Regions from separate parts of the Homo sapiens genome. Here region 2 is linked to region 1. The links are chromatin contacts, found by Hi-C or POLR2A ChIA-PET in ENCODE. All regions are on one chromosome and are shown on one strand. The core of a region is the stretch at or near the end of the contact, and the rest is flanking DNA. Distances in the headings are between cores, read along the strand shown. Region 1 overlaps CRLF3 (cytokine receptor like factor 3). Region 2 holds the start of ADAP2 (ArfGAP with dual PH domains 2).

Region 1 (6,858 bases), core at 2,752-5,251:
TGGGGCTCAGATAGGTAGTTCTCCTGGTTTTGCTTGGCAACACTCTTGTGGTTGCAGTTGTGGCTGGAATGTCTGACAGAGAACATTCATTTATATTTGGAGACTTAGTATTAGCTAGTCTCAGTTGGAACACTGGCATACCTGGGCTTTGGTGCCAGTCTCTCTCCCTGTCTTCCTCCCTTCCTGCCTTTTCACCTTCCTGTCTCTTTCCCCTTGTCCTCTCCAGAAAGATAGACATACTTCTTTCATGGTGGCCTCCAAAAAGCAGATGTTGACAGGTCTTCTGAAGGATGAGGCCTGGAACTGGCACAGGATCAGTTTCACTCTATTGCTGTGCACGTGTGACTGCATTGCTAGTCACAGGCCCAGCCCAGATTCTAGGGGAGAGGACCACACAAGGCCACGAGTAGTTGGAAATGTGAATTCCTGGTTCATTGGGGGCCACTACTGTAACAGATTACCAAATCATATAATATACGTTTTCTGTTTGAAAGTTCTCAATTAAGCACTTTTTTTTCTAAAAAAGTCTTAAGTGTAAGAGAAACAAGGAGAAACATAGCAGTGCTTACAAGTCCATTCTTGAGTCAGACTGAATTCAAAATCTCTGCCACTTCACTAACTTTGTGATATGGCCAGTTTCATCTCTCTGACTCCCATGTTACTCATCTACACAGGTTCTCTTCACAGGGTTATGGTAGAGTTTAAATGAGACCATAGGTACAGATTTACCTGGCATACAGGTACTCAGTAGATAATAGCTGCTGCTGTATTGTTGCTGTTTCCATTATTACTAATGACTGATGTCTTGGTGTCAGTACAAAGACAAATAGCTAATGTAATATACATTTCACAGAAACTGAGAAAAAATATGTTGATTAGCGTTTTCAATTTCAGTTGACTATTTTTTATCTTTGTCTTTATTTTTATTTTTATTTTTATTTTTTTTTTAGACGGAGTCTCGCTCTGTCGCCCAGGCTGGAGTGCACTGGCGCAATCTCAGCTTGCTGCAAGCTCCGCCTCCCCCGCTCACGCCATTCTCCTGCCTCAGCCTCCCGAGTAGCTGGGACTACAAGTGCCCGCCACCAAGCCCAACTAATTTTTTGTATTTTTAGTAGAGACGGGGTTTCACCATGTTAGCCAGGATGGTCTCGATCTCCTGACCTCATGACCCGCCCGCCTCGGCCTCCCAAAGTGCAAGGGTTACAGGCGTGAGCCACCGCACCTGGCCTTTTTTTTTTTTTTTTTTTTTTTTTGAGACAGAGTCTCGTGCTGTCCCCTGGGCTGGAGTGCAGTGGCACGGCCTCGGCTCACTGCAACCTCCACCTCCCAGGTTCAAGCAATTTTCCTGCCTCAGCCTCCTGAGTAGCTGGGATTACAGGTGCCCGCCACCATGACCAGCTAATTTTTTTGTATTTTTAGTAGAGACGGGGTTTCACCATGTTGGCCAGGCTGGTCTTGAACTCCTGACTCCGTGATTCAACTGCCTCAGCCTCCCAAAGTGCTGGGATTACAGGCATGAGCCGCTGTACCCGGCTGTCTTTTATTTTTGATAAATATGTTTTTCTGTTTTTTTTTGTGGTGTTTTTTGTTTGTTTGTTTGTTCGAGACAGAGTATTGCTCTCTCACCTGGGCTGGAGTACAGTGGCGTGATCTCGGCTCACTGCAACCTCCACCTCCTGAGCTCAAATGATTCTCCTGCCTCAGCCTCCGAGTAGCTGGGATTACGGGCAGGCACCACCAAACCCAGCTAATTTTTGTGTTTTTAGCAGCGACAGGGTTTCACCATGTTGCCCAGGCTGGTCTCAAACTCCTGAGCTCAGGCAATCCACCTGCCTCAGCCTCCCAAAATCCTAGGATTACAGGCGTAAGCCACTGTACCTGGCCAGTTTTTAATCAGTATGTTCTTGTTAGCAAATAGTTTTGTGTTTTATATATGTGGTTTTCTTTTTTGTTTGTTTGGTTATTTTTGAGGCAGGGTCTCACTTTGTCACCCAGGCTGGAGGGCAGTGGTGCAAAAACCACCCACTGAAGCCTCAACCTCTCAGGCTCAAGTGTTCCTGTCACTTTAGCCTCCCAAGCAGCTGGGACTACAAGCCATGCCACCACACACAGCTGATTTTTTGTATTTTTTACTAGAGACAGAGTTTTGCCATGTTGCCCAGGCTGGTCTTGAACTCCTGGACACAAGTGATCCGTCCTTCAAAAGTGCCGGGATTATAGGCATGAGCCACCGCACCTGGCCTCTACATATGTCTTTTTAGTAACTAAACTCTGGAGGAAAATATATCAGTCACTGTTGTTTTGGAGGGTTGTGAAGGAAATACTCCCTAAGCTTTTGGGTGGCTTAGTATTGAAATACAAACTTGATGAATTTTTGGCATTTTGTGAGCTCTTAATCATGTTAAAATTTTAAAACAGTTGCTTTGGGGTTATATTCAGCTGTAGTGGAAACTTTGTAAGTTTTGTTTTTTATTATTTATTTATTATTTTTTTTTGAGGTGGAGTCTTGCTCTATTGCCCAGGCTGGAGTGCGATGGCACTATCTTAGCTCACTGCAACCTCCGCTTCCCGGGTTCAAGTGATTCTCCTGCCTCAGCCCAGTAGCTGGGACTACAGGCGTGCACCACTACGCTTGGGTAATTTTTGCATTTTTAGTAGAGACGGGGTTTCACCATGTTGGCCAGGCTGGTCTCGAACTCCTGACCACCTGATCTTGTGATCCACCTGCCTGGGCCTCCCAAAGTGCTGGGATTACAGGCATGAGCCAATGTGCTCAGGCCAAAACTTTGTAAGTTTTAATGGTCTGTTACATTAAAGGTTTTAGTGGCAGATTATTTCAAAATATTATTGATCAACATAAACAATGTATATTACAGTTTCCTGTTTGAAATCTTGTCTGTCATTTGTATTCTTAAATCTATTTTGTTACAAATCACCACAGTTGTTTTTGCCTTGAATGACTAGGTAGCATTTGAAGCTGATTGGTTGTCCACCACACAATTCTTTACACAGGGACAGGAAATACTACGTGTTATACCAAGAAGTGTCTTTAGCCAATACATAATTTACAGATTTATCTGGGAGCTCTTTTAAAATAGTGTTCTATGGCCGAGCGCGGTGGCTCACACTTGTAATCTCAGCACTTTGAGAGGCCGAGGCAGGAGGATTGCTTGAGTCCAGGAGTTCGAGACCAGCCTGGGCCACATGATGAAAATCCGTCTCGACAAAAAATACAAAATATAGCTGGGTGTAGTGACACATGCCTGTGGTCCCAGCTACCTGGGAGGCTAAGGTGGGAGAATCACCTGAGCCCAGGAGTTCGAGGCCGCAGTGAGTTGTGATTGTACCACTGCTCTCCAGCCTGGACGACCAAGTGAGAACCTGTCTCAAAAAAAAAGTGTCCTGTAAGTACAAAACAGCATGGTGTAATGAAAGAGCATAGTCTTTGGAGTTAGACTGTTTCTGGCACTGCGAAGCCTTGGGTAAGTTGTCTTCTTTCTCTTCTTTGGTCCTCACTTTCTGAAAGTGCATTGTGAAGATTTATTGAGTTAACAGTGAACGCATGGAACCATTGGTACCACATCAAATATGAAGAAATTCACTCAGCAGTGGAGCTGCATTTTTAAATTAGTTTCATAAAGTCAAGCAAATGAACTTGATTAGTTACATGATTGGATTAAAGGTGACTAGGCTTTAAATCATGAAATATTTCAAGGAAAAGAAAATGATCCCATGGTGGTATCAAGTTTCAAATGGCAGTGGTTGGGATTCTATGAGCAAAAGGGACCAAATTTACAATGAGAGTACAGGAGGTGAATTTGGAAATTGAGTCTCATTTTTTTAGCCCTCTGTCTGTTTTGTGTTCACTTACTTCCTTTTTTCTGAGGTTCTGAAACAAAAACAAAACGTAGGCTCTGCAACAGCTGAAGGAGCTTTTGAATTCTTTCTGAAGAGGAAATTGACTTTACCTAACCAATGCACTTCCTGTGTATGCTATATCCGCTAAAGAGCAAGACAGGACCTCAGAGGCACAGTGCTCAACTGCAGAATTTCCTCTTGGCCATTCGAAATGTATTACAGCGTTCTGACACAAGGTCTTCACTTATTCTGGTATCTGTAATATGTATACAAAGCAACTGAGGGTCCTGTTAAAAATACAGATTTGGCCGGGTGCGGTGGCTCATGCCTGTAATCCCAGCACCTTGGGAGGCTGAGGCGGGCAGATCACAAGGTCAGGAGTTCGCGACCAGCCTGGCCAAAATGGTGAAACCCCGTCTCTACTAAAAATACAAAAAAATTAGCTGGGCTTGGTGGCGCATGCCTGTAATCCCAGCTACTAGGGGGGCTGAGGCAGGAGAACTGCTTGAACCTGGGAGGCGGAGGTTGCAGTGAGCCGAGTTGGCGCCACTGCACTCCAGCCTGGGCGACAGAGCAAGACTCAAAAAAAAAATATATATATATACAGGTTTGGCTGGGCGCGTTGGCTCACGCCTGTAATTCCAGCACTTTGGGAGGCTGAGGCAGAAGGATCACCTGAGGTCAGGAGTTCGAGACCAGCCTGACCAATATGATGAAACCCCATCTCTACTAAAAATACAAAAATTAGCCAGGCATGGTGGCATGCGCCTGTAATCCCAGCTACTCAGGAGGCTGAGACAGGAGAATCACTTGAACCCGGGAGGTGGAGGTTGCAGTGAGCCAAGATTGCTCCATTGCACTGCAGCCTGGGTAACAAGAGCAAAACTCCATCTCCAAAAAAAAAAAAAAAAAAAAAAAAAATATAGGTTCTAGGGGAGGAGGAGGAAAGAAAAAAAATTCATGTTCTGATTTAGCAGTTCTGGGTGGGGCCTGAGATTCTGAATTTCTAACAGTATCCCAGGGGTTGTGTTAAAATCATAAGGTATTCTCTCTTTGGTTCTTTTAGAAAGTTCTTTGAAACACACATGATTAACTGCGTTTTCACTCAACAGCATTTGTTTACCAGATGCTATGTAGATGAGGGCCCAGTTTGCAAAGATCTCATAGTTGAATGGTGAGCTGAATCAAGTGCAATTTGGGTTTATGGCCTTTCTTTCTTTTTAAAATTTTTACTTGGATTTATTTCACAGAAATTCTTTGGTAAATACAGAAATTAGTTAACAATTAATTTAGGATTTCTCTTTGTGATTTAAAGAATTATTTTACTAACTGCATAAATATTATTATAACTGCGTTAATGTCAAATGGAGAGAAAAGGGCTGGATGAGGTGGCTCACGCCTTATCCCAGCACTTTGGGAGGCTAAGGTGGGTGGATCACCGGAGATCAGGAGTTCAAGACCAGCTTGGCGAAACTTTGTCTCTACTAAAAATACAAAAATTAGCCAGGCGTGGTGGCATGCGCCTGTAATCTCAGCTACTCAGGAGACTAAGGCAGGAGAATCTCTTGAACCCAGAAGGCAGAGGTTGCAGTGAGCCGAGATTGCGCCACTGCACTCCAGTCTGGGCCACAAGAGTGAAACTCTGTGTCAAAAAAAAAAAAAAAAAAAAAAAAAAAAAAAAGGAAAGAAAATTGTTTCTATGGTCTGCCCACCCAGTAAATGATACTGCTCTTTTTCTGTTTTAGTCCTTGGGCATGGGCATTTTTTGTTTTTACATGGTCGTGAACATTGCTGGGAAACAATATTGTATTCTGCTTTTTAAATTTAGAGAGAATTTAGAGAATAAATAGAAAGTTTTTAAATCTCTATATTAACTGTTGAAATATTGTCCTTTATTCATATTTTGATATGTTCTTTCTTGGTGGATTTTTCTTATACTTTAAACTTTCTTGATAAGAGAAAGTTAACAAAAGGGTTATGGTGGTAAACAATATGTCATATGAAACTAAGATAATAATATCTAGAAAGCAAAGTATGTTTTTGCTTTAACTTATCGGAGTGGCTTATAGTTAGAATTTTCCCATTAAGCGAGAGAAAATGAATTATATGTTACCTGAATTGTTTTTTGAGAAGAGGGCCTTGCTCTGTCGCCCAGGTCAGGTTGCAGTGGTGATCCTCCCACCTTGGCCTCCCAAAGTGCTGGGATTACAGGCATGAGCCACCATGCCTGGCCTGTTATCTGAAGTCTTTAAAATAAAAATCTGGACCAGGTGCAGTGGATCACTCCTGTAATCTCAGCATTTTGGGAGGCCAAGGTGGGAGGATTGCTTGAAGCTGGTTCAAGACCAGCTTGGGCAACATAGCAAGATCTCGTCTCTACAAAAAGTGAAAAATAAAATTAGCCAAGTGTGGTGGCCCGCACCTATAAGCTCAGCTACTCAGGAGACTGAGGCAGGAGGATCACCTGAGCCCAGGAGTTCAAGGCTGCAGTGAGCTAGGATGTGCAACAGAGTGAGACCCTGTCTCTGAAATAAAAGAAGAAAAATCTGGTGTCTGTATAAACAACCTATTTATCTTCATAATATATTTGACATGAAGATTTTCCTGTCATATCCCCTAGAATATGGGTTCTTAATCTGAGATCAGTAGATTTAGGGCAATGTTTCTCAAATTGTGGGCTACAGAATCACAGGTGTGCTTGGAAAAAATGAGAACTCCATCCATACACTCCTTTAGCCCCTCCTGTCATTTTCTGGTTCAGTAGGTCTGGGATGGAACTCTGCAGTCTGAATTATAACAAGTAGCCTACATGATTCTTCTGCAAACGAAGTTTCATAATTACTGCTCCAGGCAAGCCATGGTTTGGCTCTGAGGGAATTTGTAAACTTCTGCAATTGAATAATTTTTTAGGGTATAGATTATGTATTTTTTGGGGAAGAGGCTTTTTCTTCTCTTTCAATAACTTTGAAAGGAAGAGGCTTTATAAACCTCTCATTTAGA
Region 2 (6,858 bases), core at 1,489-3,988, 110 kb before region 1:
CAGTCCGGTGCTGTCTAGCACAGTACCTGGCACAGAGTAGGCATTCAGTAAATGTCAGCCTGCTTCCCCAATAGTCCTGGAAACCCTCAGCCAACCCGCACAGTGCAGAACTGCCTGCTCTCTGGAGGTTTTCTGACCAAAATGGAATTACCATGCAGGCTGAGGGTATCCTCCACCCCCAGAGGGCAGGAGAGCAAAGTGGTCCTCTTTCTGCCTAGGGGGAAAGGAGGACTTTAGACCACAAATCAGGTTATTTCCCTTCCCCCAGTCCAAGACTTCACTAATGATAACAGCAACTTTTTTTTTTTTTTTGAGGTAGGGTCTCACTCTCACCCTGGCTGGAGTGCAGTGGTGCGATCTCAGCTCATTGCAGCCACACTCTCACAGGCTCAGGTGATCTTCCCACCCCAGCCCCCGAAGTATCTGGGACGACAGGCGCATGCCATCACACCCAGCTAATTTTTGTATTTTTTGTAAAGACGGGGTTTCACCATGTTGCCCAGGCTGCTCTTGAACTTCTGGGCTCAAGCAATCCACCAGCCTCAGCCCCCCAAAGTGCTGGGATTATAGGTGTGAGCCACCACACCCGTACAACAGCAACTGTTAACTGACAGCTTTCTTTGTGTCTGGACTGAGCCTACAATCATCTTCACAACAGTGCTGTGACATTGGTGGTAGTGGCCAGGCACAGTGGCCCACGCCTGTAATCCCAGCACTTTGGGAGGCCGAGGAGGGTGGATTACCCAAGGTCAGGAGTTCGAGACCAGACTGACCAACATGGCAAAACCCCGTCTCTGCTAAAAATTAATACAAAAATTAGCGGGGCATGGTGGTGGGTGCCTGTAATCCCAGCTACTCAGGAGGCTGAGGCAGGAGAATTGCTTGAACCCAAGAGGCAGAGGTTGCAGTGAGCCGAGATTGGCCGTTGCACTCCAGCCTGGGCGACAAGAGTGAAACTCCGTCTCAAAAAAAAAAAAAAAAAAAAAAAAGGAAGAAAGAAAAAAAGAGAAATGGTGGTGGTATCCCTTGAATACAGATGTGGAAACTGAGGGTCCACAGCTAGGTCAAAGTACCTAGCTCAGGGCCTCCCAGCTTATAGGTAAGCAAATGATGGCCAGGAGCGGTTCAGGATGGTTCAGGCCTGTAATCCCAGCACTTTGGGAGGCTGAGGTGGTGGATCGCCTGAGGTCAGGAGTTCGAGACCAGCGTGACCAACATGGTGAAACCCCGTCTCTACTAAGTACAAAAAAATTAGCCGGGTGTGGTGGCAGGCGCCTGTAATCCCAGCTGCTTGAGAAGCTGAGGCAGGAGAATTACTTGAACCCGGGAGGCAGCGGTTGCAGTGAGCCAAGATTGCTCCACTGCACTCCAGCCTGGACAACACAGCGAGACTCCGTCTCAAAAAAAAAAAAAAAAAAGTAAGCAAATGATAGAGCCAGAATTTGAACTCTCGGCCTCTGTCTAAGCTGCCATCTTATAAGCTGTGTTTCCTCTAGCTAGACTTGCCCCTCTCTGGTTCTCAGTTTCCCCCTCTGTAGAATGGGAGCCCCCTGCCCGCTGCCTCTACTCCAGTCCCGCAGTTCCATGGCTCTCCACGGGCATGCCTTTCTACCTCCACAATACTGTCGTCCCAGAAGTCAAGTCGCACAGATTTAACTCTGCTGATGTCAGGGAAGTTACGGTGGACGCCGCAGCAGTTGAGACAGATGAAGATCCCCAGCTTGTAAGAGGCCCAGTCGGGATCTGCAGGGGATGAGGCAGGAGAGGAGCTGAGCGGAAAGCGCGGTGAAGAAACCAGGGCTGGGCTCGGGGCACTGGGGCAGGTGGGGCGCCCCTTCTCCCACCTAAGGCGAACTAAGCGGCCAGCCTGGCACCTTCTGGTTAGCCCACCGGCCGCTGCGCGGCGACCGGGGTGAAGATCCTGGAGGCAGTTCAGGGCCCGGGGAGAGAGTCTGAGGCTGCGCGACGTGGAAGTGAAGGGACTCAGAAGGAACCGAGAGGAGGGCGCGGGGGGCGCACCGCGGGGCTCGGCGCGGAGCTGCAGGTGGGGAGGCTGAGTTAGGGGGCCCTCGGCGTCCCCGAGGTGGGGCGCTGGGGAGGCCTTCGGGGGGCGTCTGGGAGCGGGCAGGGGGCACAGGACTGTCGGCGGCCTGGGCCCGACGTTTAGCCCTGGCTGGGATGTCTGAGTCCGAGGGCGTGGGGCGCGCCTGGGTGCGCAGACATCGAGAGCCCGGACTCGGGCGGTCGGGTGCCTGGCCAGGGAAGAGAGCGGGACTGGAAGGGCTCTAGGCTGCCGGCTCTCGTGTCCGGGTCCAAGCACGTGGGAAGATGCGCATCTGGTCCCGCGAGGGGAGCAGAGCCTGGGCTCGTAGGGGCCGGGGCAGGGTGTGGTGGAGACGGCCCTCGGGGCTCGGGTGAGAGGTTCACGGTGTGGGTGGGAGGGGTCGGGGCCCGCAGGTGCCACGTCTGGGTCCAGGGGGCCGAGGGCGGGACCCGGTGGGGCCGAGGGGAGGAGTCGGGTGGGCCTGGGGTCCGGCCGGGGGTCTCGCGCTGCCCGCGCCGCCGCGCCCTTACCTGCCGCCCCGCAGTCGGCGCAGTGCGCGTTGCCTGTGTCCGGCGCCCGCAGCAGCTCCAGCAGCCGCTTCTTGTTGCGCTCGCGATCGCCCATGGCCGGCCCGGCGGGCTCAGCGGGGCTCAGCCCATGGCCCGTGCGCTCCGCCCGGCAGGTGGAGAGGGACCCGGCCGCGGCGCCTCAGCCAGGCCTGGGCAGCCGCCAGCCCCGCCCCGCACCGTCAGGACTGTCCGCCCCTCCCTCGGCAGGTCCAGTCCGGCCCCGAGCTCCGCCGACGCGCGGGGAGGGACAGGAGCACGCAAATTGGAGTTTAACACACTGGCCTGAGATCAAATCGTGGCCTGTCACTTGGTAGCTACGAGACTGTGGACAACCTATTCAACCTCTGTGGGTCTCAGTTTCCGCGTCTATGAAAGAGGAACAAGGGCATATGTCTGCATCTCAGCGCTTCTTGGAAAATTAACCAGAATCTAACTTCTGTTAAAGCGTTCTGTTAATGTAAGATCTTACATCTATTTGGAGACGTATTTATATGCAAATGCCACCTCCTCAGGAAGCCCTCTGTGATACCCTGCCTGGAGTAATCTTTCCAGCCTCTGGGTCTCCAAGAATACTCTTGTAGTATCTGTCTATTTGTTTTGGACCTGAGCACTTTCTATCTACCTTGCATCACGGTTATTTATATACTTGTGTTAATTCCACTCTCTGACCGCAGACACATACACATGTCCACACCAGGGAGTTTGACGTCAGCAGTTTTATGTCTGTATTCCATATTGCTCCTATAAATGATACCTGCACATTTTTAGAAGTCCAACTAATAGTTGCATGATTTTGTTCACCAGAAAAGTGTGGTTTCACCAAGGTGGACACAGCCAGGCACTTTAACCTGTGAAGTTCCATCACCGCGAGGTGAAGGCAGGGTATAGGTGGTCTTAAATGTGGGCATTTCATTTCCTCTTTCCCTCTCTCCCATCTTTGTTACTGCTTGACATCATCTTCGTTACTCCTTGACATCATCTGCAATGACTCATGGGCCTCCTGGTGAAATATATACTGTACATACTTGCCATCTTCTATGTAGGTTAATACCTTAATGCACACAGATGCATTAAGCCATATGCATATGATAGACAGGTGTTAACCTTCAGGATAAAATCAGGTTTCCATCCTGGTGAATTGCAGCTGATGTTCTAGCTGACCTGCCCACACTCCCATTCAACATACATGCGGGCGCAAGCACACACGTGCACACACACGCACAGCAATATGGTGTAATGGAATGAATTCAGGAATCCAGAAATTCAGGCTTTAAATGTTGACTCCTTCATTTCCACATTTCCCAACTGTTTGTCTCTGGGCAAGTTCCTTCACTTCTCTGAGCCTCCAAACCCTCAACTGTTAAATGGAGAGCGTAAGATCCACTAATAGGGTCATTGAAATGGCACAAAGAAACCCTCCAAACATGGTGGCCTCCTTGCTTCCCCTGCCCCTATGGTCAGCTTGTGGAATTGTCGCTTGGAATGCTGTGTGTGATTCCCGTCATCCCTGGGGTGGAGGAGGTCAAGCTGCCAGGACTGAGCAGGAAGGGAGGGTGGAGAGTATTACCAAGAATAGCCAGCCATGAGGGGGTCTTGCCTGTGAGGGGGTGAGGCCTAGCCCAGGAGCAGCCACAGAGGAACCAGTGAGAGAGTCAGCTGGGGTCAGGGGGCATGGGGCTGTTTATTAAACCGGCTGAAAGATGATTCATTTCCGTTGCTTTAGATGAAAAAAGGGACAGAAATAAATCTCCCAGGAGAAAGATGGGAAAGTCAACTTAAGGTATGAAGGCAAAGGAAAGAGGGAGAGAGGGAGAAGAGGAGACAAGCTAAGGACATTTCTCCTCTGCCCAACACTGGGACAAAATTGTGATGCTGGGGGTGCTTCCTCGGCACCCGAGCCTTCACCAGTCTGTGCTCCTTTGCTTCTCTGACACCTTAGGTCTCACTGCCACCTCCCTGTAGGTCCCACAAAAGCCAACCCAGTTCTAAGTAGGCTCTGGTTGAATCTCAGAAACTTTAAAAAAAGCCGGGCGCAGTGGCTCACGCCTGTAATCCCAGCACTTTGGGAGGCCGAGGGGGGCGGATCACGAGGTCAGGAGATCGAGACCATCCTGGATAACACGGTGAAACCCCGTCTCTACTAAAAATACAAAAAAATGGCTGGGTGTGGTGGTGGGCGCCTGTAGTCCCAGTTACTTGGGAGGCTGAGGCAGGAGAATGGCATGAACCCAGGAGGCGGAGTTTGCAGTAAGCCGAGATCGCACCACTGCACTCCAGCCTGGGCGACAGAGTGAGACTCTGTCTCAAAAAAAAAAAAAAAAAATTAAAAAAAAAAAGAAAAAGAAAAAGAAAAAAAATAGCCAATCCAAGAGAACATACAGTATCTCATTCATAGTGAGGAGCCAGAGATTGAGAGATTCCTTTAGTTTCCCCTCTTCCCTTCCTTATTTCTGGAGGTTCCCATCAAACAGCCTTAATGTGGCATTTCAGGCATCCTCAGAGCAAAACAATGTACTCTGGTATTTTGTTTATAATGCTTTCTTTTCTTTTCCCTTCTTTTTTCTTTTCTTTGTTTCTTTCTTTTTTTTTTTTTTTTTTTTTTTTTGGTGGTGGTGGTTGTAGGACAATGCTAATGAACAATTACTGAGTGTTTTTTTTACAAGAGCGTCACACATTTGATCATATTTTAGCTTCATGACACCCTCAGAGGGCAGCATCACATCAGGCCACTTTACAGAAGAGAAAGCTGAGCCTCAGAGGATTTAAGTTACCCAAGGTCATGGAGCCAAATAAGAAGCGGAACAGGGCCTAAATCCAGATCTCCTACTGTGGCTCAGTCAGTCCCAGGTGATTTCATGAAACCTCCCTTTAGTGCATTCTGGACTTTTTTTTTTCTTTTTTTACTTAAATTGTGGTTCGGTTAATAAGGTTGCTCCAAAAAAAAAACAAAAAAAAAAAAAAAAAAGAAAAATATATATAAATTAAAAAATTGTGATAAAATCTAAACACAAAATTTGCCATTTTAACCATTTTTTTCTTTAGAGACAAGGGGGTCACTTTGTCACTCAGGCTTGAGTGCAGTGGTACAATCAGAGCTCACTGCAGCCTTGAATGCCTGGGCTCAAGTGATCCTCCTGCTTCAGCCTCCTGAGTAGCTGGGACTATGGGAACGTACTACCAAACCTGGCTAATTTTTTTATTTTTCTATTTTCACAGAGACAGAGGCTTGCTTTGTTGCCCAAGCTGGACTCCAACTTCTGGCTTCAAACAATCCTCCAGCCTCAGTCTCCCAAAGCTTTGTGATTACAGGCATGAGCCACCATGCCCCACCCATCTTAATCATTTCTAAGTGTACAATACTATGTCATCGATTGCATTCAATTATATTCACAATGTTGTGCAATTATCCCCACTATTTTAACAAATATTTAATTGACAAAGAAAGATTGTATATATTCAATGTGTACATGATTTGACATATGTGCACATTGTGTAATGATTCCCACAATCGCATTAATGAACACATCCATCCCCATCCATACTGCACCTTAGATCCCCAGAATTCTTCTTATAATTGAAAGTCTGTACCCTATATTTCCTCCACTATTTATTTCCAAAACTTTTGCATCAACCTAAACAGAAACTGTAGCCCCGGTCTGGGCAACACGGTGAAACCCTGTCTCTACAAAAATTACCAAAATTAGCTGGCTATGGTGGCACATGCCTGTAGTCCCAGCTACTCAGTAGGCTGAGGTGGAACGATCGCTTGGGTCCAGCAGGCAGCGGTTGCAGTGAGCCACAATCACGCCACTGCCCTCCAGCCTGGGCAACAAAGCAAGACTCTGTCTCAAAAATAAAACAAAACTCTGTAGCCCACTCCTGGATACTGGACATTATGAAAATTGAGCTCAGCTTCTGTGCTCAGGACCCAGAAGCTACTTCTAAGTGAAGAGGACCATGCCAAAGGCTGTCATGACCAAGGTGGACACTGAGCACTGTGACCCAGAGTTTGAGGGACAGGATGGGTCAAAGCAGCCTCTCTAAAGGGCTCAGTCAATACAGCAGATGCTGGAGTGAGGGAGCAATTTGGGCTGTGGGACAGAATGTCCTTTGTAAATAAAGCTCCCAGGGTCCCACCAAGAAGAAACATCTAGCCCTGTTCTCAGGTCACTGTGTTTGTCCAGCCAAGCCAAGCTGCAGCAGGGCTGGAAGAAAGCCCTCAACCACATTCCCAGTAACAGCCTC

Evidence for each region. A loop is a pair of places that touch in the nucleus more often than their neighbours do. ChIA-PET counts read pairs that join two places held with the same protein, here RNA polymerase II (POLR2A). Pooled maps may share reads with other maps.
Region 2: a pooled map shows a loop between it and region 1 (2.7-fold over the local background). The contact joins the promoter of ADAP2 here to the enhancer-like site in region 1. A Hi-C loop is called at or near these places in 2 of 50 pooled maps. POLR2A ChIA-PET finds 5 or more read pairs at or near these places in 6 of 52 experiments (K562, Panc1, WTC11 and 3 more).

What each region holds. Positions count from the first base shown.
Region 1 is chr17:30,806,199-30,813,056 of GRCh38, reverse strand. The region is part of intron 1 of CRLF3 (cytokine receptor like factor 3); the gene reads left to right. Among named protein-coding and RNA genes, the nearest start is that of CRLF3, 15 kb to the left of the region's middle. Within about 2 kb of position 4,001, at least 8 of the 41 ENCODE cell types and tissues checked have a DNase peak (open chromatin) inside an H3K27ac peak, as active enhancers do.
Region 2 is chr17:30,917,825-30,924,682 of GRCh38, reverse strand. ADAP2 (ArfGAP with dual PH domains 2) reads right to left here and starts at 2,738. Exons shown (of 11, transcript NM_018404.3): 1 at 2,575-2,738; 2 at 1,613-1,743. The coding sequence starts at 2,668. RefSeq lists silencers at 2,048-2,207, 2,368-2,417, 2,558-2,997.